2 separate regions of the Homo sapiens genome follow, and region 1 is linked to region 2. A link is a loop called in an ENCODE intact Hi-C map of the cell type or tissue named here. Cell type or tissue: CD4-positive, alpha-beta T cell. All regions are shown on one strand. Links, peaks and the distances in the headings refer to the core of each region. The heading gives the core; the rest is flanking DNA.

Region 1 (16,294 bases), core at 3,872-11,871, 1.6 Mb before region 2:
CTCATAGAAGCAGAGAGTATATTAGTGGTTGTCAAAGGGTGGGGTAGAGGGAAATGGGAAGTTGTTGTTCAATAGGCATAAAGTTTCAGTTATGCAAGATGAATATGTTCTGGAGAACTGTTGTACAACCTTGTGCCTAGAGTTAACTATACTGTGCTATACAGTTAAAAATCTAAGAGGGTAGAGCTCAAGTTAAGTGCTCTTACCACCGGCAAAAAAAGGGAATGGGGAAACAAGGCAACTTTTGGAGGTGATGAATATGTCTAGTATCTTGACTGTGGTGATGGTTTCATAAGCACAGGCATATGTATATGTTCAAACTCATCAAGTTGTATACATCAAATATGTATAGTTTTAAAAGTTATATTTAAAAATATAACTAATCATTTAAAGTACTTATTAGAATTTCTCTTGACATTGGACATGACTAAAAAGAAAATGTGTAATTTAGAAGACAAAATTGTGGACTTTTCCTGGAAGAGAAAGTTTAAAAGAAAAAAAAGATGGACATTTTGAGAGGAAAAATAAGCGAAACAGAAAAAAAAAAAAGAGGCTACGCATAGCCATTTACTAGAAACGTAAGAAAGAATGATCAGAAATAATGGTGAAGAAAAATATAGTTAAAAAGAGAAGAACATTCCTCTGCCATGAAAACTTCAATCTTATTATTGACACTGAAAAGTGGGAAGGAAATAAGAAGTATCTCCCACTTTTTGATGTTTCTGCAGTGCCTTACTTTGGCTGTACTCAGTGGAAACCAGTTGGCAAGAGAGCACAGACTCTCCAGGGTCACAGAGCCAGGCTGAGAAGGGGAAGGATTTGAGAGTGAAAAAGATAAAGTAGCTTCCCTCAAAGTTATTACATTTTACAGAGGCAGTGTATTAGGATTCTGTAAGGAAAGCAGAAACCACTCTAGGTATTCAAGGAATTTAATGCAAGGATTGAGTATTACAAAACAATTAGAAAGGTGGGAGGAGCCAGAGAAGACGCACACTAGATCCCTGTCTTGTCACTAGGTTTCATGGATTGAGGATGTTGCCAGTGCTGACCAGGTCAGGAATTGCAGGAAGCTGCTGCAAAACCTCATCTGTGCTGTGATTCTGCCTGCCATCAACCAAGAAGGAATGATGGTTCTACTTTGCTCTTGCCTTCTAAATCTCATTGATTCTCATTATCAGAACCTGGAGTGGAATACAGTAGGCAAGAGACTCAGAAGAATGTAGTTTTCAGGTCCCCAGCCCCTGTGGAAAGAGCAGATTAAGGTGAGGGGGGAATGGTTCTGACTACCAACAGACAATCCAGAAAAAAGGTTGATGTGAGGTTAATAAACAAATAGATATATAATGACAAATATATTAAGTGACGTGAAGAAAAATAAAACAGAGAAGGGGCAAAAAGTGGTAGGACTGCTCTTTCAGAGAGAATGGCCAAGACCAGCTGCTCTGGGGAGATGACACTGAACAGAGACTTGAATGAAGTGAGGGTGAGAGCCATGGGGTTCACTGATGGAAGAGCATTTCCTGCAGAGGGGCCTGCCAATGGAAAGGCCTTGAGGCAGGGAGGTGCTTGGAAGTTTAGAGGAACAGCAAGGCAGCAGTGTGACTGGAGTGTAGCAAAAAAGGGAGACATGAAGTAGATGAAATTACAGAAGTAGCCATGGGCTGAATTAGTCAGTCTTGTGGGCCATGGTAAAAACTTGGGATTTTTTCTTTTCTTTTTCTTTTTTTTTTTGAGACGGAGTCTCGCTCTGTCGCCCAGGCTGGAGTGCAGCGGCGCGATCTCGGCTCACTGCAAGCTCCGCCTCCTGGGTTGACGTCATTCTCCTGCCTCAGCCTCCCGAGTAGCTGGGACTACAGGCAGCCGCCACTGCGCCCGGCTAATTTTTTTGTATTTTTAGTAGAGACGGGGTTTCACCGTGTTAGCCAGGATGGTCTTGATCTCCTGACCTCGTGATCCGCCCACCTCGGCCTCCGAAAGTGCTGGGATTACAGGCGTGAGCCACCGCGCCCGGCCTTTTTTTCTATTGATATAACGCCCTTGGAATATTTTGAGAAAGGAAATGTCTGAATTTGACATGCATTAAATTTATTTCCTTGACCTCTAGGGGTAGAAGAACTATGGGAAACAAGAGTGGAGGCAAAGACACCATTTGAAAGCCATTGTAGATCTTCAGGTGAGAAAGCTGATGGTGGTAGTGGGGAGGTGGTGAGAAAGGATTGGATTCAGGTGTCGTTTGAAACTAGAGCTGATGGGATTTTGCTGATGAACTAACTGCTTGGGGGCAAGAGAGAAGGAGAGGAGTCGAGGTTGATTTCGAGTCACTAAAAAAATGGTGGAGCCATTTACCAAGATGGGGACACTGGGGACAACAGCTGTGCAATGGAAGTCAAAGGGCAAGTTTTATGCATGTTGTTTGAGACGCCTACAAAAATATCCAAGAGGAAATGTTGAGGAGTTCCTGAGATACAGAAGTCTAGAGTTCAGAGGTGAGGCTGAGGTGGAGGTAAAGATTTGGAAACTTTTTTGGTATACAGGTGGTCTTTCAGCCATGGTGCCTAGTGAGACCCTCCAGGGCTGGTTATTATGCAAGGTAGCTACTCTTAGTAAAAATCTGCTATGTGTGTGTTACCTTCTAACTCACTTTTGAATTATTTAAAGTTGCTTCTGGTATGAAATAATAGAGCCCACTGGAAGAAAAAACTCTGAAGCTCATTCTCAATTGCTTATACAAAGAGCATTCAACGCAACAGAATATAGGTTTCCTTGTTTGCACATAATTAGTTTTCATCTAATCTTTCTCTTTCCAATAACCTAATTCTTTCATCATTTCCAGGAACGCCTTTCCTACATTTGACATTTCTAGAAGTTTGTGTGATGTCTATTGAACAATTTATCCTTTAAATATGATCATGCTATCTAATTTGTGTTTTAAAATCCCTAATCCAGTGCACCCCTTACCTTATTTCCTACAGGCTCTTTGGCCTGCAAGAGAAAGTAGATTTTTCTCTCCTCAGAGACACTTGCCAAAGCTGCATTAAGAAGAAAAGAATGAAATCTGTTTGATCTTAGAGACATGCTGTTTTGTAGATAATGAAAACAAATGAAGCATAACAGTTAATTTTGTTCTTTCTATCACAGACGGGGCCTCCTGTTAAAGAAATCTCTCAATCAAATAAATTATTTTATTTGACACTGAAGACCTAGAGAATTCAACAGCTAATGTGGTCACCCTCTCTATTTTCATTTAAAGATAGATAAGGCAGGACAACTCATATTTGCTTCCCAACCTCCATCACTCTCTGAGCTCTAGACATTTTAAATTCCAAAAACTCTGATCACCATTGCCTATTTTTAAACAATGAAAGGCTGGAAAATTATTCTTCTCTGTAGTCTACGAGATAGATATCAGCACCTGAGAAAAGCACTAGAGACCTTCATGTTTTAAATGGCTTGTCTTTCCGAGGTTCCAAGGTTGCATTTTCTTTGTTTTAAAGAAAGGTCAGTGCAAAAATGAATGAAATGCAACAAAGAGAAATACTAAGTAAATACAGCAGAAAAAAAGCCCAGAGGATTGGAGAAAAGGCAGGGGTGAGGGGTGAACTAAATATCAGTTGATGGGTTCTGAAAAAGGAATTTCACACTTACAAAAATTCTTCTAGAAATCATTATGAATCTATTTTGCAAAAGCTTAAAAACAATGGCCTTAAAGCCAAAGTTAGATCCCTTTGAAAAGTAGAATATTTTCATGAAATTATTCTCTGTAATGTTTTGAATGTCTCCCTCATGAATCCTTGCCCATTTGAATGCCCTTGTGTAGAGAGGAGAGAACCTGAGAATCAGAGAATATCTGATGCGTTCACATCAAACACAGACATTCCTCCATGTCCATGATTAGAGGCTTAGGATCATCGCTGCTGACCAATGATTTACCAGGACTCTCTGATTTTTCCCTAGAGATAATTATGCAAAATTATTTTTATTTATGCAAATCAAATTATACGGTACACAATATGCAGCAATCACTTATGTAATTTCACAATATGACATGCTTATCTTTCCATGCCAATATGTGTGGCTCTGATACCTTCTTTTTAAAGACTGAATCATATTCACTTAAATTAGTGATTCCTAATTTACGGCGGCCAGGGGCTGGGGTTGTGGGGACGGGGATTTTGCCCGCTAGGGGGCAGTTGGTAACTTCTGGAGATATTTTTGGTTGTTACAACTGGGCAGAAGGTACTGATGAGTGAGGGCCAGGGATGTTGCTCAGCATCCTACACTGCACAGGACAGCCCTCACAAACGAGTTCAGCATTGCTGAGGTTGAGAAACCCTGGAAATAGATGTGCCACAATTTACTTAACAAAATCTCTATTAGTGGACATTTGGAGTATTCTCAATTCTATCTACTACAGTAGCAGTGAATACACAAGAATCTATGTGTTTGTGTATCATTCCAAATATTACTTTAGGATAAATGCCTAGAAGAATAATTTCTTGGTAAAAGATTATACCACTGAGAGGTTATATACATTGCCAACTTGAACTATAAAAGGTTATATGAATTTATATTTTTTCCAAGAATATGTGCAGATGAAACCATATTCTTGGAAACCACTCATAACCTCCATTGGATATTATTAATTTATTTAAGCTTTGCCAAACTTTTTGATATATGGATGTCTACTTCTTTATTGTTGTTTGAAATTTATTAATTGCTAGTGAGTTTAACCGTATTTTCAAATGTTTATTGGGCTTTAGTTTTTTTCTTTTGTGAATTGTTCACATCCTTGATAATTTATCTATTGAGTTAGTTATCTTTATCATTGTGATTTGAAAGAACTTTGTCTCTTATATGTGTTAACAAATATTTTTTCCTAGTTTGCCATTTTTATTTTAGCATTTATAATTTTTGGATATGTGGAAGTGTTACATTTGAAAGAAGCAAATTTATCATTATTCAGATATTTCTCCCTAGAGTTTGTGTCATATTTAGAAGTGCTTTCTCCACCCCCAGATGATTAAAAATACACCTATGTTCTCTTCTAGTACTTTTCTAGTTCCTTTTTGGTCTGTTTGTCAGTTTTACATCTAATCATTTACATCTAGCTCAACTACCTTTAGTATAAATAATGTTAACCTACTGACTTCTAATATAGCTATCACAGCTTCACAGGAACAAGTCGAATGGAGATTCTCATTGCCAAGAATAAGTTTCTAACCTCACCATCTGTAATCCATTCTGGAACACTAGCCAAATTTCTTCATAACATCACCCACAGGCAGGAATGATGCCTAACACTTGTTAAGTGTTAAGCTTGTTAAGTTTAATAACTTATGAGATTTCACAGTATTTTTTATATTTCACATTATTTTATGTATTCATATTATTTCATTTAGTCACATTTCATATTGTTTTATTTTACCTTCACAACACACCTTAAAGCAGGTTGTATTATCCCCACTTTACGGATGAGGCACACTTTAGGCTGTCAGCTTGGCTGTACATGTCTTGAGAATGGTCACTATTTTCTCCCCTCTAGTGTGGGACACTAGATTTATTGAATAAATGCCTGGATGGCCTGAGGCTACTTTACTATGTAAAGGAGATGAGCAGATTGGTTGGATGGTTGGTACTTCTTATCTTTACTTGATTTGGCTATAACTTAATCCCAACATCAGCCTCAAGACAAATTGCCTGCAAAATACTAGCTGATTTGGTTATACTATTTATCCTTTTTGTGCATATATATGTATAAAGATATGTCAATTTATTGCTAATTTAAAATAACACCAAATTAAAATTAGCATGGGATGTGGATGTTTAAGGATCAATAAGTTAATACTTTTGAGAGATTTAGAGTCCGTCAGCTCACATGTTTGGGGGGAGCTTACACACTACAGTTATTGCTAGAACACTAAACAGGATATCTTGGTGAGAGAGAGAGAGAGAAAGAATGAAATTTGTATCCAAATAAATCATAATCATATTTTTATCTAAAAACATTTCTACTTCTGTCCAAGAAAGATAGACAATTCAATTCTTTTGCAAATGACTTGCTACAGTCCCCTGATCACAATAAAATTTAACTCCTAACTACATATTCCCAACATATGGACCACAAGCCAAATTAATTCCCGACTACTAGCCCACTGGAAGGGAAATGCCTAGATGACTTCAAAGTGCTTATAACTGCATGAAGACCAGGGCCACTTTGTACGTGGCTATGGAAACGGGCAGTAGTGTTGGTGTCCTTAAAATCAAGTCCACTCACTTGGCCAAAATGATCATGTGCCAAATTATCAAGGAACATTGTATGAGTGATATGAGGAGATCTTCAGATGCATGCCCCTTTGACTTGTGATTGAATGGTTAGGGCCAGAAGTGGATAGATTCTGACTTTTTGAGTGGTCAGCACTATCGCCATTATTTTTTGGGGAAAATTCTTCTATGAGAAAATGCTAGGAGTATGTCCAAACAGAAGCCTTTTGTATTCATAGCTAGTTGCATCCGTAACCACCAGACAAGAGGTAAAAACTGATAAAAGCTACAGCCTTGGGGATATAACTCTGTCCCTGAGGTCTCCTCAGAGCCTCAGCTTTATACAAAATTTCTATTCCACTCTCAGGCAGCTGTTCAAAGTACAAGAATCTATTTCCCTGATGGGCAAGGAATCTCAGGATAGAAAACATATTCAGAACAAGATTACAGAATTGTACTTTTTCTTCAGTAAAAAAACCATTTTTTTTTCTTGCTTCTACAGAACATCCACAGCTGAGTCCAAATACATTTCAGTCAGATGTCCTTAAGAAAACAAGGTCTTTGGGGCTGATCTCAGACACACTGCAAAGCTCTGTTTGAGACTTTCTTTCCCATTCCTGTTGTCTCAGCCTGTTGCTTCATCTTCCAGAATCCTTTAAAGTTACCTTTTCTTTGGATTTACTACGAGGTTCAGTGCCACCAGGTGGTTCTTCCCAATTCTTCATGTTAGTCAAATTCCTGGTTTGACTTTGCCACTTAAGGACTTAGCTCTGTTCCTGAATCTTGGTCTGAGTTAATCTTGATCTGAGTTAAGTCCTGGATGGCAGAAGATGGAATGAAGGGGTGGAAGGGGCAGAAGATTAAACAGAATATCAATTAGAAGCTGTGTTTGTGGTGCTTATATTTTCAAGTAAGAGAAAATCCCAACCCAAACTCCCAATAAAAAGGGGACTTACTAGTTATCATAACTTCACATTAGTAATAGATAATTTTCAAAACAATTCCACATGTATTATTTCACTTTATTATAAAATACTCCTCTTTGCAAAATTGTTTATCACCGCACTTCAACTGAAAAAGTGCAATTCCAAAGGTGTGTTGCCAAGGGTTACGTGGCCACTAGGTGGCGAGATGAGATTCAGATTGAGGCTTCGGAACTGGTGCTCTACTATACCTCGCCACTACCAGGATTGTTTTAAATGAGAGTTGGAAGTGGGAAACAAAAAGAAGAAAATGCAGAATAAGAAGGCAGTGAGGGGGGAGACTCTGGCTCATTTCAATTAAGGACAAATTGTATAGATTTATGTTTTTTTAAAAATGGGGAGAAATTACTGAGAGCAAGAATGGGGAGAGTGTGGTAGGGAGCTGGCTTCCTAGAGAAGGCTGGGGAATGGGGCTGGTGTTGGGGTGGGAGTCAGCAACTAAAGGCCAAATCCACCTCTTCATGGTCTGACCTTCCAATGATACAAACCCTGCACATACAATGCGTTCCTTATATTTTGGCTTCTATTTGCTTATGTTGAAACAGGTCTTTATGAACTTATACCATACAAAGATGTGGTCTCATGTTTGTCAAAACAATTATCCAAGGTCACACAGACCATTTGCAGATATTTCAACTCAAGAGCTCTGTCCTCACCTGTCACAGTAGGGACACTTTCATTCAGAAGGAGGGAAACCAAGTGAGAAAGGGCAGAAAGGAGTCACCTTTATATTGAATTGCTTAAAATGAGTTCAGCTAGTCTCCTGAACTTTGCCAGTGCTGCCTTCATAGCTGACAACAGCTTTCTTTTGATTTGAAGTTTTGCTTTCCTTGTAAGATCTTTAAAAACACACACACACACACCAAAAACCCTTTCCTCCAAGAGTTTTCATTAATTCAGGATGAGTTAGTCCTTATGCTTCTGTTTTTCTGCCTGTGACATGGTTTGTGGTCAGCTGCTAGATTAAATAGTGAAGGCTCACTCTGAAGATCTCAATTGGAGCCACAAAGAAGTTACTGAAAGAAAGAGAAACAGAAAGAACTGAAGAGTCGTTGTGTAATCACCCACATAAAACAACTTGGCTCTAGGTGACTGGTGTGGCGTATTTGATTAAAACCCTTTTCAAAATGACCTTTTCTCCACCCGCGTGTACTATGCATCTTTCAAAGTCTGAGCTAGGAGGCTTGATAAGAAAGGGCAAGCCTTGACAGGGCTTCTGGGGTGTGATTCACTTGATAAACTTGCAGACCCTGGTGCAGGGCTTGGAGGTGAAAGTGGGAAAGATAAAGCAGAAAATGCAGAATAGTTAGGTAGTGAGGGAGGAGACCTCCCTCTTCAGGGCTGACTGCGCTGACCTTTGGGAGCACTCTCTTTTTTGACTTCCTTCCAGTTGCGTGTGTGTATGCGTGCATGGGGAAGTGTAGAGGACATCTTCTTAATCTCTACCTTGTGCTCAGATGATACAAGCTAGTAATTCAGGGGCATCGCACATACACACAAACTGTAACTCAAGCTTGAAAGGAATCAACTCAAGACAGAAACAATATTTCAGAGATCCTAGCATATACATTCACTTGAATACACATGTATTCTCCCATCCTCATATTTCCATGTAGACCTTAGCATAGACATCTTTACTCATTTTTTAATGTATTTGCAATGTGGGTTTGACAGAGATGAGTATTTCAAAAGTATTACCTGGGATGTAGTTTTATATACTTGTCTCACTGAAATATAGAAATCTAATCAGTAGAAAAACTATACAAGGATGATAGGCCCCTATATACTATGATTTAAGGGGCTTTTAGAAAAAGATTTCCAGATTTTTTTTGAAATTACATCCAGTCAGAAGACTATAGCATTTTTTCTGTTAGTGGTTGCCAGCTTAGTTTCCACATTTTAAAATGAGGCTACTGAGAACTACAGTGACTGAAAAGCTTTCATTGCAGCAAAAACATATTAATATGATCCCGTATCTGTGCCTAACGCTGGGACTTGTATTGCTGTAGCAAACTGGTTTTGTCATTTAGAGTCATTTTTTCAAATTTCACAAGGAGAAGATTATCACATACAGGTACTAAACGATAAAAAAAAAAAAAGCTCTGCCCTTTGGCTTCTTTAAGTGGAGCTTTTTATTTATTTATTTTTATTTTTTGAGATGGAATTGCCCTCTTGTTGCCCAGGCTGGAGTGCAGTGGCATGATGTTGTCTCACTGCAACCTCCGCCTCTGAGGTTCAAGTGATTCTCCTGCCTCAGCCTCCCAAGAGGCTGGGATTACAGGTGCTTGCCACCACACCTGGCTAATTTTTGCATTTTTAGTAGAGACAGGGTTTCTCCATGTGAGCCAGGCTGGTCTCGAACTCCTGACCTCAGGTGACCCACCCCACCTTGGCCTCCCAAAGTGCTGGGATTACAGGCGTAAGCCACCATGCCCGGCCTAAGTGGAGCTTTTTAGGTTGTGATTCCTTTCCAATTAATTTCTATAAAAGGCCTTTTGAGACCCAGAGCAGAGGTGGAAGAGAAGAGGTCTCACTGAGAGGTCCCATGGGGCACAGATCAGGACCACATCTCATCTTTTATGTCTGCAGTCTCCAGGATGACCCAGTTCTTGGAAGACTTCATTTGGCGCTCTATTATTTAAGGAAGGGAGGGCACTACCATGGGAAGATTCTTATGTTTTCTCCTATTTTTGTGTGTTTCATTTTGTTTCTCAGCTACCATTTTGATTTCTCTAAGTACTGATCGCTAGTCTTCCCTTCTTCCACCTTCTGGGTTCCCCATCCCCAGCTTCTATAATAGTGTATCACAATAATGCTTCATACCAAACCACCCCAAAAGTCAATACCTTTAAGCAACAGTCATTTGTTCTAGTGCTCACAATTCTGTGGTTTGGGTGCAACTAGACTGGGCTAGGCTGGTATCCAGGCTCCAGGTTCCAGGCTTTAGGTTCCAGATCTCAAGATCTAGGCTCTAGGTTGAATCCAGTTTTGTTTGACATGTGTCGTATCTTCCCTGGACCAGTGGCTACCCAGAGCATGGGTGAACCCCACATGTCCCATTCAGATACCCAGGATCAAGAAACAGTAACTGTGTGGGGCATATCCTTCTTGTGGCAATGCACCAGACTGCAAAAGGACAAACTCAATAGAGCAAACACATTTCAAGCCTCTGGTTGTATTATAGCCACTAACATCCAATTGTCCAAAACAAGTCACATGGCCAAACCCAATGTCAAGAGGTCAGGGAAGTAAGAGTGTGAGTATATAATGCTACTTCAGTTGAGTGAGAAACTAGGGACAAATAATTCAATTTTCCACAAATAGGAAGTATCACAATGTTCTGAAATTGTTTAACTTTATCTACTCAAACTGGACTGATCAGCTTGAGAATAGAGCCCAATTCTTGCCCACCTCCGAATTTACACACCTAGCATAAGACTTGCATTTATATGAAGCACTAGATAAATTATTCCAGAAATAGAGTACTCAATATATTATTCTAGAACCATAAAAAGAATATGGAAATAATTTTCTCAAAGCCCCTTTTGAAAGGAGGGAAAGAGAGAACAGCAAGGATAGCTATCCCTTTTTGTTGGTGACTGCTGCAGTTTCTTCCCCTCCTGCTTATTCATCTTTATTCTTTTCAGCAAGAATTAAGATTTCCAGATTTTGAAGCTATTGGCTCATCTTGCAGGAGGCCATCATGGCAGGCAAAATCTTTACTCTGACTTTCATCTCCCTATATTTCTCGACACTTGTGTGGATGCTTGCTGTTTTTGTTTACATAATCAGAACAGCAATGTTCCCCAGGAAAACTTTTTTTTTTTTTGCTTTTCTATGAAACTTCTTGAAATTAGATGGGCCCCTAAAAAAAAGATGTGATTGTCTTGAGGCTTTTTGTTTCCCCATAAAACTGACATGAAATAGAAATTGTAGCTTTCTATTTTCCTCTGTGATCCTGGGCATCAAAACATTTTAAGTCTAATGCTAAAATAACAACCAGATATCCCCCTTGATATTATGTGTATTAGGGGTTTTCAACATTACAGGAGACCTGGAGAATGCCAGTCTTTATTAATTGAATAAAAGTAACAGTCATTTATGCAGCACCTACTTTTGCCTTCTATAAAGAATTCAAAGACCAACTAATCACATTTATCCCCCAATGGCTATCTTTGGAAGGAAACCCGTTGGAGTCCCACATATCCCCTGGCCATTCAAGATTGTTGTATCGGCCGGGCACAGTGGCTCATGCCTGTAATCCCAGCACTTTGGGAGGCCGAGGCGGGCAGATCACGAGGTCAGGAGATCGAGACCATCCTGGCTAACACGGTGAAACCCCGTCTCTACTAAAAATACAAAAAATTAGCCGGGCGTGGTGGTGGGAGCCTGTAGTCCCAGCTACTCGGGAGGCTGAGGCAGGAGAATGGTGTGAACCCGGGAGGCGGAGCTTGCAGCGAGCAGAGATCACGCCACTGCAATCCAGCCTGGGTGACACTGGGTGACAGAGCGAGACTCCGTCTCAAAAAAATAAAAAAATTAAAAAAAAAGATTGTTGTATCCCCTGTGGTAGGTAGAGAACAATTGGCCTTCAAAGATATTCATGTCCAGATCATCAGAACTTGTGCATATGGTGCCTTATATGAAAAATAGGACTTTGTAGACATTATTAAGTTAATGATTTTAAGATGGGGAGATTATCTTGGATTATCTGGATAGGCCCAATGCAGTCACAAGGATCCTTATAATAGGAAGGCAGGAAGGTCAGAATCAGAGAAAGAGATAGAGCTTTAAAAATGAAAGAAGGGCCATGAGCAAAGGAATCTAGGTGGCTTGCAGAAGCTGGGAAAGTCAAGGAAACCGATTGTCCCCTAAAGTTTCCAGAAGGAATGCAGCCCTACTAACACATTTTAAACTGCTGCTCTCAAAAAATTATAAGATGATAAATCTATGTTGTTTTAAGCCACTAAGTTTGTAGTCATTGGAAACAAATACAACTCTCAAAGGCTTTCTACTGCAAATACTGGACTCTCTGTCTATGGAAGCAGACTTGTTCATGCACTGGACAGGCCATGTGTGCCAAGCAATTAAGCCTCAAGGAACACCCTCAGCCAATGACTAACATGAGGAATATGCTAATTTCTGTGCCCCTCAGGTTCAGAGACATGTTCTAGATCATCGCCAGAGGTCTCAAGCTGGAGTGATATCCAGCTGCTCATAGCAGCAATCTATCCAGTGATCTCCCCTTTCCCTTTCCTGTTTTCCTTCTCCTCTCCCCTACCAGTGCTTCTAGAGGTTGCCTCCCCAATATCTTACTTGTCTCAGGGTTCATTTGTTGGAGAACGCAGCCAAAGACAACTACTTGAAAGCCCAGATGAATGTGTGTTGAAGGCCCTCTCTGGTAGAGATTGGGGGTGGGGGTCATAAAAATCTTTATAGTATCTTTAAGGGAAGACAGAGAAAGTTTTTATCCATAAAAATTGTGATAAATAGGAAGCTGTAAAATGACAGTGGAAGATTAATTGGAGCTCTAGAAAAGGAAATAACTAACTTATTTAAAAATTTGCTCATTTGGCCGGGCAGGGTGGCTCATGCCTGTAATCCCAGCACTTTGGGAGACCAAGGCAGGTGGATCACTTGAGGTCAGGAGTTCAAGACCAGCCTGGCTAACATGGTGAAACCCCATCTCTACTAAAAATACAAAAATTAGTCGGGCATGGTATTGTGTGCCTGTAGTCCTAGCCACTCAGGAGGCTGAGGCAAGAGAATCGCTTGAATGCGAGAGGCGGAGGTTGCAGTGAGCCAAGATCATGCCACTGCATTCCAGCCTGGGTGACAGAATGAGAATCCATCTCAAAAAAAGAAATTGTTCGTTAATTTGATGACACTTATCCCATAAGATTATTTATGGACCTTTAAAATCAGAGATACAATGTGTGGGTATTGTTTTCTTCATAGATCAACAGGTGAACAAAAGATAATTTCAACCTAAATAAATATGCAAAATAAATGTAATGTTCTGATTTTTGTGAAAATCAAGTAAAATGGAAAGGTTTATGTGCACGTCCTGACATCAGCTTGTTAATATTAATAATAGCTTAGAGTTTTTAGCCATTCACTGTTGCCTCCCATCTTTTATCTCAGGCAATACAAATGCTACATTCAAAAGTGCAATTCCTGTTGTGTGGGTCATTTAACATCCATGACAAGGGAGTCCTAATGCTGTAGAGCAAGGGATGCAGAGTGTTTCAGCATCATTTGGATAAAGCAACTAGCAACTTTAACCACCATTCTTTCAACTACTTCATCTTATCAGCAAACCAACTGGCAACAAGAGTATGTTTTTTTTTCTCTTAGCAGTAGAATTGCTATTTTTGTAAGAGAGTTCTCATATATTTTCTTCTTATTCCAGAATGAAGCTCATTGCTTATTTCAGGATTAGAATACTTCAGCTGCAAAATGTGAGTAGTTTGATATTTAAATATTAAATGACCAAAACCTTTTACTTTTGAAGCTTAAGAAAGTAACACTTGTATTGTTCCACTTGGCATCCCATCTAGACCTATCTCTTGTGTGTATGAATGGTCTGGGGTATATTAAGTAGATATTTTCTACTAATGAAATTAGAATTGCAATAAAAATATTATGATGATGATGATGTCATTTTATTGAGCACTTATTTTTTTTAAATGAGGTTAATCAGTCTCTGTGCTCCACATACTCCATCATTAAAATAAGACTACTTTCTTTTACTCATTCATTCATTTATTATTTCAATAGGTTTAGGAGTACACGTGGTTTTTGGTTACATTAATAAATTGTATAGTGGTGAAGTCTGGACTTTTAGTGTACTTGTCACCCAAATAGTGTACATTGTACCCAATAGTTAATTTTACCTCCCTCATCCCCTTCCCACTCACCCACTTTCTGAGCCTCCAGTGTCCACTATGCTACTCTATATGCCCCTCTGTATCCACAGCTTAGCTCCTACTTGTATGTGAGAACACGCAGTATTAGGTTTTCTGTTCCTTAGTTACTTTGCTTAGGATAATGGCCTCCGGTTCTATCCAAGTTGCTGCAAAAGACACTACTTTGTTCTTTTTTATGGCCGAGTGATATATATATATATATATATATATATATATATATATATATATATATATATATATCCCACATTTTCTTTATCCACTCAGCAGTTGATGGGCACTTAGGTTGATTCTGTATCTTTGCAATTATGAATTATGTAGCAATAAACATATGAGTGCAGGTATCTTTTTTACATAATGACTTATTTTCCACTGGTTGGATACCCAGTAGTGGGATTGCTGGATCAAATTGTAAATCTACTTTTAGTTCCTTGAAAAATCTTCATACTGTTTTCCATGGAGATTGTACTAAATGACATTCCCACCAACAGTGTATAAGCGTTTCTTTTCACCACATCCACACCAACATCTATCATTTTGTGACTTTTTAACAATGGCCATTCTGACTGGGATAAGGTGGTATCTCACTGTGTGTGTGTGTGTGTGTGTGTGTGTGTGTGTGTGTGTGTTTAATTTTTTAATTTCCATAGGTTATGGGGGAACAGGTGGTGTCTGGTCACATGAGTAAGTTCTTCAGTGGTGATTTGTGAGATTTTGGTGCACCCATCACCCAAGCAGTGTAGTACACTGCACCCTATTTGTAGTCTTTTATCCCTCGCTTCCTTCCCACCCTTTCCCCCCTGAGTCTCCAAAGTCCACTGTGTCATTCTTATGCCTTTGCATACTCATAGGTTAGCTCCTACTTGTGAGTGAGAACATAAGATGTTTGCTTGTCCATTCCTGAGTTACTTCACTTAGAATAACAGTCTACAATGTCATCCAGGTCACTGCAAATGCCATTAATTCATTCCTTTTTATGGCTGAATAGTATTCCATCATATATATGTATGTATGTATGTATATATACATATATATATATGTATATATATACACACACACACACACACATCACAGTTTCTTTATCCACTTGTTGATTGATGGGCGTTTGGGTTGGTTCCATGTTTTTGCAATTGTGAATTGTGCTGCTATAAACATGCGTGTGCAAGTATCTTTTTGATATAATGACTTCTTTTCTTCTGGGTAGATACCCAGTAGTGGGACTGCTGGATCAAATGGTAGATCTTCTTTTAGTTCTTTAAGGAATCTCTACACTGTTTTCCATAGTAGTTGTACTAGTTTACATTTTCACCAGCAGTGTAGAAGTGTTCTCTGTTCACTGCATCCATGCCAACATCTACTGTTTTTTGAATTTTTTTTTTTTTTTTAGATGGAGTCTTGCTCTGTTGCCCAGGCTGGAGTGAGGTGGTGAGATCTTGGCTCACTGGAAGCTCCACCTCCTAGGTTCACGCCATTCTCCTGCCTCAGCCTGCCGAGTAGCTGGGACTACAGGCGCCCGCTACCATGCCCGACTAATTTTTTGTATTTTTAGTAGAGATGGGGTTTTATCATATTAGCCAGGATGGTCCCGATCTCCTGACCTTGTAATCCACCCGCCTTGGTCTCCCAAAGTGCTGGGATTACAGGCGTGAGCCACTGCGCCTGGCCTGTTTTTTTGTTTTTTTATGATGGTCATTCTTGCAGGAGTAAGATGGTATTGCATTGTGGTTTTGATTTGCATTTCCCTGATCATCAGTGATGTTGAGCATTTTTTCATATGTTTGTTGGCCATTTGTGTATCTTCTTTTGAAAATTGTCTATTTATGTCCTTAGCCCACTTTTGAAGTTACTATGGCTAGAGTCATGGTGGAGGAAATGCAGTTCTGTACCAGTTCAACTACCCATAATATTTTTAATATTTTAATATTTTTTACCTCATGTTTTTTCCATAGGTTATTTCATGCAAACTTAATACAACCTGTTATCCCACATTTATATCTCTAGCTCAGACCTTTCTGCTAAGATCCAAATTCATGTTGCCATCTGCCATCTGTCATCTCAATGACAGAAGTATAAGAAACCTCATATTTCAATTTTTTTAGATGGGGTCTCACTGTGTTGCCCAGG
Region 2 (16,294 bases), core at 4,377-12,376:
AATATAGACATTGGCAAGATTTTAGGAATTTAAACATTCTTTTGGTGACTCAAATAAATCATTTTCATGGGGCTGCTATCAGCCCTTCATGGGGAGTACTCCTTTTAGAACTTAGAAAAATCAGGACTGTGAGTCCTCGAACTCTTGGAATTGGAGTTTTGCTAAGCTGGGGTTCTAGATGTTGGTTGGCCCTCGGGTTTACTCAGTAGTAGATCACCTGTGGCATGGAAACCATATGATGAAAGAACACACAGGCTTCTCACTCTTGCCAGGGCCCACCCACACAGTTTGCAATGGAGAGCATGTTCTCCAAATTCTGGGAGTTCACACAATCTCAGGAAAACTACTTTATTTCAGAACATAGACTCCATCATTGAAGATTGAAGTAGGAAGGCTATTTCTCTTTTTTGACTCATAGCCAAACATCTCAATGAAAGTTATGTCCATTTTAGGTCATTGTCTATCTTTTTCACTGGCTTGTTTTCTTTTTTCAACTTTTAAATGTTGGGGTTCTTCAGCACTTTGTTCTGGGCCCTCTGCTCTTGGCCTTCAATCTAGGTGACCTAATTGGAAAAATTAAATGGCATCATTTCTCTCTTCCACTTAAAATTCATCAACGTTTTCTTATTGCACATATACTAAGATCCAAAGTCCATGATACAAAACAAAAACAAAGTCCATGATACAGTCGACTGGACCTTACAGGATTCACTGCCTGCCCGCCCTTCAACCTCCTTTTATGTTTTGCTGGAAGGGCCCTCATTGCTATACGCACTTTGCTCCAGAAATACCACTTCTAGAAACTTACCCTGGAATTTATGCAGATAAACTCCTACAAATGTGAAAAAGCTTAATTCAAAGTTACATATTATAGTATACTTTGGAATAGAAAAGATTTAAAACAATCCAACTGTCAATTAAGTATAAGGAGCTCATACAACTCTATAGGAAGAAATCTAATAATCCAATTAAAAATGGGGAAAAGGTTTGACTAGATATTTATCAAAACAACACATACAAATAGCAAACAGATAAATAAAAAGGTGCTCAACATCAGTGATCACCAGAGAAATGCAAATCAAAACTACAATGAGATATCATCTCACCCCAGTTAAAATGGCTTTTATCCAAAAGACAGGCAATAACAAATGCTGGCAAGGATGTGGAGAAAAGGGAACCCTCAGACACTGTTGGTGGGAATGTAAATGAGTACAGCCATTATGGAGAATGGTTTGGAGGTTCCTCAAAAAACTAAATATAGAGCTACTATATGATCTAGCAATCCTACTTCTTGGTATATATCCAAAAGAAAGGAAATCAGTATATCGAAGAGATAGCTGCACTCTTGTATTTGTTGCAGCACTGTTTACAGTAGCTAAGATTGGAAGCAACCTAAGTGTCCATCAACAGATGAATAGATAAAGAAAATGTGGTGCATATACACAATGGAGTAATATTTGGCCATAAAAAAGAATGAGATTCAGTCATTTGCAAAAACATGGATAGAAATGAAGATCATTATGTTAAGTGAAATAAGCCAGACACAGAAAAACAGACATTGCATGTTTTCACTTACTTTGGGGATCTAAAAATCAAAACAATTGAACTCATGGGGATAGAGAATAGAAGGATGGGCCGGGCACGGTGGCTCATGCCTGTAATCCCAGCACTTTGGGAGGCCGAGGCGGGCAGTTCGAGACCAGCCTGACCAATATGGAGAAACCCTGCCTTTACTAAAAATACAAAATTAGCCAGGCATGGTGGTGCATGCCTGTAATCCCAACTACTCAGGAGGCTGAGGCAAGAGAATCGCTTGAACCCAGGAGGCAGGGGTTGCGGCGAGCTGAGATCGCGCGCCATTGCACTCCAGCCTAGGCAACAAGAGCAAAACTCTGTCTCAAAAAAAATAGAAGAATGATTTCAAGAGGCTGGGAAGGGTAGTTGGGGGCAGAGGGGCTGGAGGGAAGGCAGGGATGGTTAATGGGTACAAAAAATAGTTAGGATAGATGAATAAGGCCCAGTATTTGATAGCAAAACAGGGTGACTATATTCAATAATAATTTAATCATACATTTAAAAATAAATAAGAGTATAACTGGATTATTTGTAACTCAAAGGAGAAATGCTTGAGGGGATGGATACCTCATTTTCAATGATGTAATTATTATGCATTGCATGCCAGTATCAAATCTCATGTACCCCATAAATATATACACTATGTACCCACAAAAAATTTTTAAAAAATTTTAAATGTTGAATAACTAGTGAATAAACTATTATACATTCATACAATGGAATACCATGCATCTTTGAAAAAGAACCAGGCAGCTCTTTTTATATCAATATGGAAAGGACTCCAAGCCATAACCCCACCCCCACTTCCCCAGGACTGAAGCACTTATCCCTTCGGATGCTGGAAAAGTTGGCAAATGACACTTTACAGCTGAATTCCCGTCTGGAAATTGCCCTTGGCTGAAGAAAGCCACCTCTCCAAGTTTGTGACCCCTTTCTTGGGCAGCCCACTTCTAATGACTGATCAGTGTGAGGTTATAAAGGCCTAGCCTCTTTGTGCTAATTTGAGACAACTCGTCAGAGCCCTCCCAAGTCTAGAACTCTCGCAGGATTGCATAGGTCTTTGTTGTGACTTGCATAGCAGCCCAAATCCTCCCTCTGCCCAGTCTGACTTCCTTTACTCTCCCAGAAGTCTTGATCTGCAGGGTCCCCACCAATGAACTTCCTGCATACAAATCTTCATCTCACAGTAAGCAACCTGTGATGATGGTTAGATGCAAAAAGCAAAGGGTATAGCAGCATGTGCCACGTGCTACCATTTGTATTAAAGAGGAGGGAGGAAAGGCTCTAAGAAGCTGTGTTGGTGCCTTTACTTCCCTTCCTTCACACTTTGAGAGTCCCTAAGAAGTCTGCAGCTATCACAATGTCAGTATGTCTTCGTGATTCTTTTTAGAGTGACTTCTTAACTTGAAAAGTGCCTGTAATTCCTGAAAGTATGAGAAATTGAATGCAGGCCAGAGTGACCCTTGCATGGCTGGTCCCAGGAAGCATCCAGGAGGTTCCCCTCACAGTCTGCTGTGGGAAACACAAGGAACCCACAGTCTCTCCTTAGAGGAGGACACCATTCACAAAATCTCACGCTCAGACCTGTCTGCTGAGAAGACAAATGATCCCTTAGCTCAGAGGTGCCTCTCATTTTGCTGCCAAATTTCTTTCTTGACCTTTGACCCCATTGCAGTCTTCTTTCATTTATCATGTGCTTCCCTTCATGAAAGAATTCTTTAGGCTGAGTGTGGAGGCTCACGCCTACAATTTCAACACTTTGGGAAGCTGAGGCTGGTAGATCACTTAAGTTTGAGACCAGCCTGGGCAACATGGTGAGACTCCAAATCTATAAAAAATACAAAAATTAGCTGGGTGTGATGGTGTGTGCCTGTAGTCCCAGCTACTTGGGAGGCTAAGGTGGAAGGATGGCTTGAGCCCGGGAGGTTGAGGCTGCAGAGAGCTGTGATTGCACTACTGTACTCCAGTCTGGGTGACAGAGTGAGACCCTGTCTGAAATAAATAAATAAATAAATAAATAAATAAATAAATAAATAAATAAATAAAAGAATTATTTACATTAAATTCCTGGGTGTTCCTCTTTCCCCAATAAAATATTCCTGAGATTTGCCTCAGAAGTGGTAAGATATGTTCAACATTTTAATTCACTTGTTCATACATTTGTTCATTACTTCAACAGTTACTTATAGCATCTCTTGTGTACTGTGCTGTGTGCTAAGGTGTAAATATTTGTTCAAGTCTCCCTCTTCTGGAAAAACTGTCCCATACTGCTGCCTCCTTCTCAAGCTATTCTCTTATCTCACTTCTTCCATTTTCTGTCAAAAGACCAATTTCAACCCAGTGTCTCCACTTCCTCACCCCTCCTTTTATTTCTAAACCCACAACAATCTAGCTGTTATCTCCTCAACTCTGTTAAAATACTTCTCTGTCATGTCACTATATTAAGGAAACTAACACTAATTTGGGTAACAAACAACCTCCAGTTCTCAGGGGCTTAATACATTAAACAGTTATTTCTTGTCCTGTCATTGCATTTTTTTTTTTTTGAGACAGAGTCTTACTCTGTCACTCAGGCTGGAGTGCAGTGGTGTGATCACAGCTCACTGCAGCCTCTACCTCCCAGGCTCAAATGATCCTCCCACCACAGCCTCCTGAGTAGCTGAGGCTACAGGTGCACGCCACATCCGGCTAATTTTTGTGTTTTTTGTAGAAATGAGGTCTCACCAAATTAGCTGGGCATGGTGGCAGGCACCTGTAGTTGCAGCTACTTGGGAAGCTGAGGCAGGAGAATGGCATGAACTCAGGAGGCGGAGCTTGCAGTGAGCCGAGCTCCTGCCACTGCACTCCAGCCTGGGTGACAGAGCGAGACTTCCTCTGAAAAAAAAAAAAAAAAAAAAGAAAAAAAAGAAATGAGGTCTTACCATGTTGTCCAGGCTGATCCTGAACTCCTGGGCTCAAGCAATCATCCCTCCTCAGCCTCCCAAAGTGCTGGGATTACAGGTGTGAGCCACCATAACGGACCTAAGATATCCTTTTTGCATATCAAAAACTTTTGCACAACAACTATGCAATATTCTGCACGTGCCCTTTTAAAATTTTAATTTACTTTGAGACCATTCCATGTCAATATGTTTGGATTTACAGCTGCATTATTACTGTTATTTTATGTGGTCTTTCCTCAGTCTTGACTCTCATTTCACTAGACTCTTAGAACACTGGTTTGTCAGGTTAGGAATGAATTCAGTGATCACATGGTCCCAACCTCTCATTTTACCCATAAAGAACTACAATCTGCCATAGTGGAAGGATATTTTTTAGCTGACCCTTTACTTGGGTCATATCTGAGGTTTCATAAATCTATGAGTGCATTAGGGTCCTCTCAAAAGGTAAGTTGAGGCCCATAAAAACCACCAGTGCACATAACACATATTAAGTAGTCAGTATGGATACACTTCTTACAGCTAGAAAATGAACTCTGTGGGATGTGTTGCCTGACAATGAGCAGAAAGTCAGGGAGGACTTTCAAGTTCCCAGCTTTGGGATTGGTAAGTCATGATGTACTAACTGAGGCTAGGAACAGCAGTTCCAGGGGGAAGTTGATGGGTGCAGTTTTGGATATGCTGAACTTGAGCTGGTCAAAGGAAGTTCACATGGAACTTTCTAAGCAGGCAGTCAGATATATTAATTTGAAAGAGTGCTAAGGCTGGAGATGCAGAGTGGAAAGTCATCATTTACAGGATACAGCCAAAGTCATAAGAGTGCATGAAAATATGCAAAAAAATTATAGAGAGAGCAGAGCACGGGGCCACGGGAGACACTGGGGAAGACCAATATTTAAAGAGTGGACATAGGAGAGCATAAAAGATAGATATAGGGAGTCAGAGATAGAAGGAAAAGCGGGCAAAAGCAATGTCAGGTCAGGGGCAGAGAAGTGAGTCTAGAATGTCAAGGAGCAAGTGGCCAATACAGCTGAAAACACACTAAGAAATGGACAAAAAAGAGTTCATTGGGTTTCATAGTATGGCAGTGATTTGTCATCAATTTCAGATCAGCTTTGGTGGCGTCACTGGGATAGAATCCAGACTGCTTGCAGAGTAAAGGGGAGATGGCTAGTGTAGATGACCCCTCTCAAGGAGCTGAGAAGAGCAGATGGAGATAGACTGTAGCTGGGCACAGGGAAGGATCAAGGAAGGCATGTTAGAGTGGGAAGCTTGAAGAGATTTATAGACCTAAAGAAAATGCCAGTGGTGAGGGGGAGGATGAAGACACAGAGTACTGAATGGGTGATTGATGGAGAAGGCTTCAGAAAAGAAGGGTTAGGGTCAAAACCAGAGACTGAGGGTTGGCCTTGAGGAGAGACTCCTCATCCTGTGGGATTGATAGGAAAGGATAAGGACAGGTTCAGATCCTAAGTAGTTCATTGATTGGAAGGAAATAGGCAGCAAGCAATACCTAATGGCCTAACTGTTCTGGAACAGTAGTTGGTCAAGTTTTTAAATGGAGAGCCAGACAGCAATTATTTTAGGGTTTTGGGGGCACACAATTTCCATCACAATGATTCGCCCTTCTCATCGTAGCACAAAAGCAGCCATAGATGATAAGTAAACCAAGGGACATGGCTGCATTCCAATAAAACCTTATTTATAGAAACAGGCATTGGGATAGATTCAGTCCATGGAGTTTGGGGTTTGCTGAACTCTGTTCCTGGAGATTTAGGAAGTGAACCATGTGCTAAAAGTGGTAGGTGTGGGAATTGAGAAGAGTATTAAATGTTTTGGACAGTCAGGGGGTGATGGATGAGAAAGCTGACAAAGCATAGATAAAAAGGTTTCCATCCTCCCTGAGGGATCAGTTGGGGCTGGAGCCCAGGATTTTGTGATTGCACCAACCTGTCCTACTGCAGGTAGTGGAATTACCTCCGGCATGTGCTGGAGAGCAAAGGCAGAGTGAGGATCCTGGTTTGGAGTTTCATGGGTTGCTTCTGGTGGTAGGACAGTGGTACAGGGGAGTTGGGTGTGTTGATGAGAAAATGTTTAATGCCAGCCATATGATCTATGCTGGGTAGAGAAATCATGCCAGGAGTGGGCTGCTAAACTGGAAGAAACAGAAGCCTCTTCCATAAACACAAAGAGAAGGTGTGTTGGAGATGAGGCAAGGATAAGAGACTGCAGCTTGAGATTTAAGAGGCTGGAGATGGGGGGCAATGATGGGTTAGTGCGGATTCAGAGTGGAGCTACGGAAGATGGTGGTCGACATAGAGGAGAAGTGAAGGTCATCGATGGATGTTCTTTGGAGATGCTCAGCTCTCCCGGTCCACTCTATGATTGTACAAATTGATGCCTGTGGTCCATTTTGGTAAGGCTATTTCTACTTTCAGTAGCATTTCACCTTTTATTGATGTAATACAGTTGTATATTGTGCATCCTCTTGTAAGCATAATTAATTTGTTTGGCTTTGTCAAAATAATATTTAATAAATTATGTGCCTTTTACACATACATCTTGGGTAACTGGTTCAGGCCCAGAAACTTGGAAGGCTAGCTTCCCAGGCTGCTGACTTAGGGATTGTTGGATCATGATGGACTAACCAACACCATTTGCATTAAAGAAACCCAGGAGCTTTTATCACTTTGGTTTTGCGTTACTGTTTTCAGATATATTTGCATTATGTACTATAATTTTGCTGATCTTGCAGTGTTAAACACAATAATAAATTCCAGTTGAAAATTTGTAATTTCTCAACACATAAAATAACTCATTTGGGAGACTGTGAGAGCTATTTGACCGTCTTTCTATGATGAACTGTTGCTTTAGTACTGGTGACATTTTCATATTGGAAAGACTGACCCCATTACCTAAGAATGGAGCTTGGTCTTAGCAACCAATAGTCTTTCTAGCAACAATTCATTTTACTTCATCAATATCTATTTACACAGGGATGATGTAGCTTGAACAGGGAGTATATGTTCAGCTGGGACCTTCCAGCAAATTAGGAACCACATCCAAGGGAAACGTTAGATTCTTTCTGCCATTTCACTATGAATCCTGGAATGAAAGGCATTGAATTTCTCCTCGACTTTAACCTTTGACATTTTAGTCAGCAACAAATTCAACCCTTCAAGACAGCAGGGAACACATTGAGAAAATATTATTACTCTTCACTGTTTTTTTTTTTGAGACGGGGTCTCGCTCTGTCGCCCAGGCTGGAGTCCAGTGGCGCGATCTCGGCTCACTGCAAGCTCCGCCTCCCGGGTTCAGGCCATTCTCCTGCCTCAGCCTCCCGAGTAGCTGGGACTACAGGTACTCTTCACTGTTTTAACCACCAGTTCTAGAGAACAATACAGTTTAAAAATGATATGTCAACCTATCTGAAGAAGTTGCACTTAGCTGCATTATTTATTTTTTAAATAGCTGAATTAATACTTTGTTATAGGCTTGGTGCGGTGGCTCATGCCTGTAATCCCAGCACTTTGGGAGGCCGAGGCGGGCGGATCACTTGAGGATAGAAGTTCGAGACCAGCCTGGCCAACATGGTGAATCCCCATTTCTACTAAAAATACAAAAATTAGCCGGGTGTGGTGGTACACACCTGAGATCCCAGCTACTTGGGAGGCTGAGGCATGAGAATCTCTTGAACCTAGGAGGCGGAGGTTGCAATGAGTTGAGATCGCACCACTGCACTCCAGGCCTGGGAAACAGAGTGAGACTTTGTCTCAAAAAAACAAAAAACAAAAAACCTTTTTTATAAGAATAATAATTATAATAATATATATATAACAATAATAATAATATATAATTCTTATTTGCAGCTCTTCCACTTAGATTTGGTTGATGGTGGCTTTCCTTTTGTGATGACATCTTCATCAAAAGAAATCAAAGTGTCCTAATGGAAGTTCTTAGATATAGCTCCTTTGAAGCAAGCCTCCTTAAAGGCTCAAAAATCCTGAAATAAGTGGGGCCTGTTAAAAAAATCCCCTCTTCTGCCACGCAGCAAGAGCGACATCTGCTGGCCGATGTCAGACATCTTTATTTTGGAAAGCAATCTTTCCCTTCTTAAAAATTACCTTTGTTGTTTTTGCTGTTGTTATTTATTTTTAAAATATGTTCTCGTGCTTCTACAGAGTCCTTAATAGCAAGTCCCAGGCAGGGTTCTGGGGTTAGAATCAAGTTTCTACAGAAGAAGAAACGGCTAGCCCCATAATTTGCGGGGCTCGGTGTAAAATGAAAATGTGGGGCTCCTGGTTCACAAATTAAGAATTTCTAGATGGTCTAGATGACCTAGACCATCAAGCCAAGTGCAGGGCCCATCTGAGTGCAGGGCCTTGTGAAACTGCACAGGTCATACGCTCTGGAAGTGGGTCCTAGTGTAACTGCCTAGTAGTTTCTTCCTGCCTACTGCACAGACAAATCATTTCACTGAGACTGCTGCATTGTAGTAGAGAAGGAGTTTGACATGAAACTGGTCACATGGGAGAACTGGAGTTATCACTCAAATCCATCTCCCCAAAGGCTCAGAGATTAGGGTTCTAACAGACAATTTGGTGGGCAGGGGGCTAGAGAATGGGTGTTGCTAATTGGCTGGGGATGAAATTATAGAGATGTGGAAAACTGTCCTGATACACTGAATTGGCCTCTGGATGGGACCACAGGGGCAGTTGAGTCATGAGTCATGAGTCCGTATGGGGTCAGTCTGAAAGATGTCTCAAAAAACCAATCCTAAATTCTACAATAACGATGTTGTCTATACGAGCAATTGGGGAAGTCACAAATCTTGTGACCTCTGGCCACACGACTCCTGAGCAGGAAGGGATTATGGAAACTACATCTACGTTTTAGCAGAGTTCAGGCCCCCCTCAAAATCCTGTTCTTGTTGCCTATCATTAGTCTTACCTGGGTTGTTTTCGGTCCTGAGCAAGGAGGGCATTAGTTTTATGTAGGGCCTATTATCATCCTTGCTTTCAAGTTAAACTATAAACTAAATTCCTCTCAAAGTTAGCTTGGTCCATGCTCAGGAATGACCAAGGACAGTGTGGAGGTCAGAAGTAAGATGCAGTCAGCTATGTCCGATTTATCTTACCGTCATAATGTTGCACATGCAGTTTTACTAGGTGAAGGGTGCTAGGAGAATGAGCCCAGTGCTCAGCTTCAGAAGGTAGAGTGTGCAGGTGACAACTCAATGACTTTGGAGCCTACAAATGGCTCCTGTGCCATGTATCACCCCCACTCAGGAGGGACTGAGAGGAAAGTGACTTGAATTAAAGAGAAGGAGAGCAAGTTAGTCATTAGGGGCCACCATACAGACCACACCTTCTCATGTTCCTCCTCCTTGGTAAAGGTTTGGTGCTTGGAGAAGAGCTGGATGGGTGCTCAGGAGGGAAGGCCACCTGGGTTCCTCTAGAATTAGCTTCCTAGAGGAAGGGACTGAGTGGATAACACATTTCTGGTGTCTCTCCAATGCTTATGACTCTTTGGACCTTCATATCTTCCCCAATCATTGAATGACAAGGGAGAAAGCAGGGGTCTGAGGAGAAGCCACCCTCCTTTTCTTTTCTTTCTTTCTTTTTTTTTTTTAGAGATAGAGTCTGCTCTGTCGCCCAGGCTGGAGTGCTGTGGTGTGATCTCAGCTCACTGCAACCTCTGCCTCCTGAGTTCAAGTGATTCTCCTGCCTCAGCCTCCTCATTAACTGGGATTACAGGCACGTGCCACCATGCCCAGCTAATTTTTGTATTTTTAGTAGAGACGGGGTTTCACTATATTAGCCAGGCTGGTCTTGAACTCCTGACCTCAAGTGATCCACCCACCTCGGCCTCCCAAAGTGCTGGGATTACAGGTGTGAGCCACCACGCCTGGCCACCCTTCCTTTCAAAATGTCCCCAGAGTGTCTTGATGAGGCTTAAGTAATCACAACAGCTAACATTTATTGCACAGCTATTTTGCCCTTATACCAGAGGCAGTGTAACTAACACAGATTGGGGGCCTACTATATACCAGGTATTAGTTCAAGTGCTTAGTCCTAGGTGCAAAGTACATGTACCATCTCGTGGAATTCTACCAACAAACCTATGAGATAGTTGCTGTTGTGGTACCCATTCTACAGATAAAGAAACTGAAGGCCAGGGGTCTTGAATAACTCGCCCAAAGTCATGAAGCAAATAGATCATTGAGCCAAAATGAAGAACCCAGGCAGTCTGACTTGAAAAGGTAACACCTGCTGAGAACATACACTGGGGAAAGGCCAGTGTCCTCAATAAGTGGTGCTGGGAAAACTGGATATCCATACGCAAAAGAATGAAACTAGACCCCTATCTCTCGCTATATACAAAAATCAAATCAAAATGGATTAAATAATTAAATCTAAGATGTCAAACTATGAAGCTACTAAATGGAAGCATTGGGGAAGCTCTTCAGTTCATTGGAATGGGCAAATATTTCTTGAGTAATACCCCACAAGCACAGGCAATCAAAGCAAAATTGGGCAAATGGGATCACATCAAGTTAAAAAGCTTCTGCATAGCAAATGAAACAATCAACAAAGTGAAGAGACAACTCACAAAATGGGAGAAAATATTTGCAAACTACCCATCTGACAAGGGATTAATAACCAGAATATATAAGGAGCTCAAACAACTCTATAGAAAAAAAAAATCTAATGATCCCATAAAAATGGGCAAAACATTTGAATAGACATTTCACAAAAGAAGACATACAAATGGCAAACAGACATATGGAAAGGTGCTCAACATCACTGATCATCAGAGAAATGCAAATCAAAACTACATTGATATCTTACCCCAGTTAAAATGGCTTTTATCCAAAATATAGGTAATACCAAATGCTAGCGAGGATGTGGAGAAAAGGGAACCCTTGTATGCTGTTGGTGGAAATGTAAATTAGTACAGTCACTATGGAGAACAGTTTGGATGGTCCTCAAAAAACTAAAATTAGAACTACCATATGACCTGGTAACCCCACTGCTAGAGATATACCCAAAAGAAAGGAAATCAGTATGTTGAAGAGATATTTGCACTCCCATGTTTGTTGCAGCACTGTTCACAATAGCCAAGATTTGGAAGCACACTAAATGTCCATCAATAGATGACTGGATAAAGAAAATGTGGTACATATACACAGTGGAGTACTAGTCAGCCATAAAAAACAATGAGATCCTGTCATTTGCAACAACATGGATGGAACTGAATATCATTGTGTTAAGTGAAATAAGTCAGACAGAAAGACAAACGTCGCATGTTTTCACTTATTTGTGGGATCTAAAAATCAGAACAATTGAACTCAAGGAGATAGTAGAATGGCTACCAGAGGCAGAAGGGTAGTTGGCGGGATGGTGAGGGGAGTGGGAATTGTTAATGGGTACAAAAAAAATATAGATAGAAAGAATGAATAAGACCTAGTATTAGATAGCACAACAGCGTGACTATGGTCATTAATACTTTAAATGTGCATTTTAAAATAACTCAAAGAGTATAACTGGATTGTTTGTGACACAAAGAATAAATGCTTCAGGGGATGGATTCTCCATTTTCCATGATGTGATTATTGCTTATTGCATGCCTGTATCAAAGTATCTCATGTATACCATAAATATATATACTTGCCTTGAACCCATAAACATTTTTTAAAATTAAAAAAATTAAAAACAAACAAACAAAATTTAGCGGGTGTCAGCGCCCTTTTCAGACCCAGGAGTCAAAGCCCTATAATTTAACAGCACAAGGACTTCAAAAACAATGCAGAAAGTTACATGGATGGAAAAACCTTAATTCTTTTAAATCTCAGTTTTTCTAAGCAATCAAATACCTAATAATAATGATGACACAGAAATTCTTGTGATAAAACGTAAAATCTGTTTCTTAGGCCAGTTACTAAAAGGCAAAGAAAGCCCTTCTGCAGTGTGATTGCTACTCCTTAGGGGAAGCACGTTTAAATAACCTGAAAGTCAAACCTGATGAAAAGGGTACTTGAATTAATCAGACACAGGAAGAGCATGTCCAGGGTCATGAGTGAACCTTATGTTATAGAGGAAACAAGAAACTAGATAACTAGTACTTTGAGCAAATGAATCAAGTTATGCTGGAGAAAAACACTGCTTTTCTAGACTTTCAAGAAAAACATTTTAGCATCAGGCTACAACAGCAGGTAGAACTGGAGGAAAAAAATTACATGAGCTGGTGAAAAAGTTGAAGGAGAGGGTTATCTCAGCCGTTTTGAAGGGGAGAAAAAAGGCTGAAAGCAGCAAGACACAACAAAGTTGCACTTCTGAGATATGAATCTGAGAAGTTTCCAAAAAGAAACAGATTATAGAATCAAAATCAAAACCTCTTGTAATTTTATTAACAGCAAATCAGTATTTTAAGGAAAACTTTTTCTAACATAGAGGGCCAGTCTTAACTTTTTCACATCTCTTTCCCCTACTTACTGGTTCCTTTTTATCTTGTTTCATAAAAAACCTTTCCAAGTCCAATTTTTTTTTTTTTTTCTGAGATGGAGTCTCACCCTCACGCAGGCTGGTGCGATCTCGGCTCACTGCAACCTCTGCCTCCTGGGTTCAAGTGATTCTCCTGCCTCAGCCTCCTGAGTAGCTGGGATTACAGATGCCTGCCATCATGCCCAGCTAATTTTTCTATTTTTAGTAGAGACGGGGTTTCACCATGTTGGCCAGGCTGGTCTTGAACTCCTGACCTTGTGATCCGCCCGCCTCGGCCTCCCAAAGTGCTGGGATTACAGGTGTGATTGAATTCACCTTTATATAACTTCTGAATTAGACAAAATTATTATTTTTCTCAATGAGAACACATCTTCTTTGGCACATTTTATATACAGAATTATGTATTAACTAGAATTCTTATTCTTAGTAACCTTAAATTTTAGTGAAAACCTAGGAAGAAATCCTGAACTGTCTATCAAACATTAGCATTTAATACATGAGAACATTCCATAATTTTAAAAAAGAACAAACTTGTTTCCCCATATCATCACCCTTTCTTAGTTGGAAATGATGCAGACATCTACTGAGCATCCAAAATAATATCAAGTTTTTAAATTACACAAAAAGTTCACCTATAGTGTTTATCCTATTTATATTTTATTCATTTTTAGCAGTTTATCTAGATTACTTATGAGAACTGAAATATTAGACAGAGCTAGTTATTATGTCCTTGTTAACCACTTTTATAACTTGTGCATATTAGGTGTTCACTTCAGTTAAGGACCTTAAATACATGGGTATTTTTGCCAATAACACAGAAGATTCAGCTGGAGTTTTGGTAACAATGTCATAGTTTATTTGTCACTGCACGTAATTTAGCCCATCTGGATAAAGGAAATGACAAACACTATCCTGAACCTTCACTTGAAACAATATATCCTGGAGATCTTTCCATTTTATTGATAGGTGCTATTCCATTTTGTAGACGTATCATAGTTTATTTAATTAATCCCTTTACAATGGACATAGTTTAGTTCCAATTGCTTGTCATTATGTATATATATCATTATATACATATGGAGATGGAAGAATGTTTTAAATGGTTGATATGGAAAATGGGACGAAGATTTGACAAAGGAAACACAAAGATTGTAGCAACATTGAAGACCCAACTGATTTTGGATCCTATAAATTTGTTGTAGTGCAAATCTGAGAGATTGTATAGTTTTTTTCTAATTCTGCTGAGTAGCATTAGAAGAGGCAGACAGTTGGACCCACTGAGGATGGGGTTTTGACAAATTGATTGGAGAGCTGGACAATAGGCAAGGGGAATGAAGACCTTGGCAGAAGAATGGTTGAAATGTAGGTCCAAGTTATCTGAGCTGGATAGGAAAGGAAGTGAAGAAAGGAAGAGAGTGTCTGGGAGGGAGGAAGTTTAGGGACCAATGGGCCTGTTGAGGCAGGAGAACCAAAGTATTGGGAGAACCAAAGTATTGGAGAGGAAATATGTAGTCAGAGTGCCAGATATTTGAATTTGTGATTTCACAGATGACAATAGGTGTTCTTTCAGATGAAGGGTAAAGTTTAGGATGTGACCATGTGGCCAATATGGAGTAGAAGAGGTCATTGGAGACAAAGAGAAAAAGGAAATTAGAGGCAGGATTTGAGATGTGACATTCATTTGCGATGTGACATTCATAGTCTATTACAATGTCCAGAGTGGGATGATAATTAGCCTGGTATAACTGAATGCATTCAGTCTGGCCATTAAAATGGGGTGGTCCAGTCTCCTAAAATATATAGAAAATAAGCCTGTTTTAAACCCTTGTGTAGACATGGACCCTGACTCAGTAGCGGCTAGAAGAAGAGCCCCCTCGGAAGTGAACCACCCAGTGAAGACGAGTGAAGTCTGTTCTCTTGACAGATGTATGCTTCTGTTTGCCATCCTCAGCTACAAGCTTACATGCATGTTTACTTGGCAGTCGCATCAGCAAGTGTGGAGAGTAAACGTATGTATGTTTTGCACCTGCTGGCGATGTTTATTTTGAGTAAAGATATGCTTCTGCCTTTTCCTTGACAATGTGAAATGTGCATGTTTTTGTTTTCCTTTGCTTACAGTCGGGCATTGAGCAAATTCAGTCCATATGTTTTCCCTTGAAATCTATCTTTTACTATTGGCTTTAAATATTATCGTGTCAGTTTGTTCTCATGACATCTGATGGCAACAAGCATTTCAGAGGATAGAAATGATTTTTTGCACTGAAAAGGTAGTTATGTGGCATTGTATTTAGCTGGCATCAGACACCACACTATTGCTACTGCTTGGCTACTCAGATGAGACTTTATATAGTACCTGCTTTCAGTGTTCCCACCTGCCTGGTGCCGCTTCTTTCCCTGCACCCACACACCCACACACCCACACCCATCTCAGCTTTAGCAAGATTGATTATCTCCCTGCTTTAAGTTATACAGCTTCTGCCTGCTTTTCCTGGATGCTAAGAACTTCAACTGCATGGAGAAGAGCTAAAGACTTGGAACTGACAGTTGGGTCGTTTGGACCAGTTTGAGATTTTCAGCCTTGGCAGGACTGTCAGAATAATAAACCCTTAGACTCTTCACTGTAATGTTTCATGAAATAAAAGAAGAAAGTGCTTATTTTTCTTAGAAGAGAGCACACAAAGCTGAAATAAAGTAAAATTATTTGTTACTAATTGCAAAGACAAGTTCACAGTGCACTGGTTTGTGAAGAGGCAAATTTAGTATTTACCAGTTGGAAAACCTATAGAAAGTAAAAATCACTCAACACATAGAACACAGAGACATAGAGCTTTTGTTAATGACTGTTGGGAGACAATTCTCCACCGACCTTTACAGTTTTGTCTTGCTGGCAGAGGTGCTGACAACCTTTGTTCTGCACATTTTTGTCAAGGATGTTTGTATAGCATCCTTTGAAAGGTAGAAAGAACATCTACTTCCAGAACTGAGGGCAAGTTTGTTTGCTGTCAAGTATAACCAAGATAATATCTGTCTCTCAAGCAAAAGTCAGGCAGGTTTACCTACCGTCCATTGTCAAAGATTTGGGTTTCCTAAACTCAGGATTCCTCAGTTGTGATGTAAACCCACTGCATACACGGCATCTACCTGGGCCACTCTGTGTAACTCCCATGGGACTCGGGAAGTGAGAAGGATCTGATGTGAATATGAAAACTCATGCTGCTTGTAGTTCTGAGAATAATGAAGTCTCTTTTGTCTCTGACCCAAGAGTCTCATATCTTT

Evidence for each region. A loop is a pair of places that touch in the nucleus more often than their neighbours do. Peaks named below come from ENCODE experiments on the same cell type or tissue, not always from the same donor. Only the 100,000 strongest peaks of a DNase experiment are listed, where the experiment ranks them.
Region 1: it touches region 2 in a loop (4-fold over the local background); 3 of 110 quality-filtered maps call a loop at or near these places.

Annotation. Positions count from the first base shown.
Region 1 is chrX:15,134,600-15,150,893 of GRCh38, reverse strand. No RefSeq gene overlaps it. Among named protein-coding and RNA genes, the nearest start is that of ASB9, 130 kb to the left of the region's middle. In CD4-positive, alpha-beta T cell, for the core only: CTCF peaks have their summits at 4,208 (motif pointing right) and 7,341 (motif pointing right); a DNase peak (open chromatin) is centred at 7,393; H3K4me3 peaks cover 469 bases.
Region 2 is chrX:13,499,060-13,515,353 of GRCh38, reverse strand. No RefSeq gene overlaps it. Among named protein-coding and RNA genes, the nearest start is that of EGFL6, 62 kb to the left of the region's middle. In CD4-positive, alpha-beta T cell, for the core only: CTCF peaks have their summits at 8,357 and 8,560 (motif pointing left); a DNase peak (open chromatin) is centred at 8,553.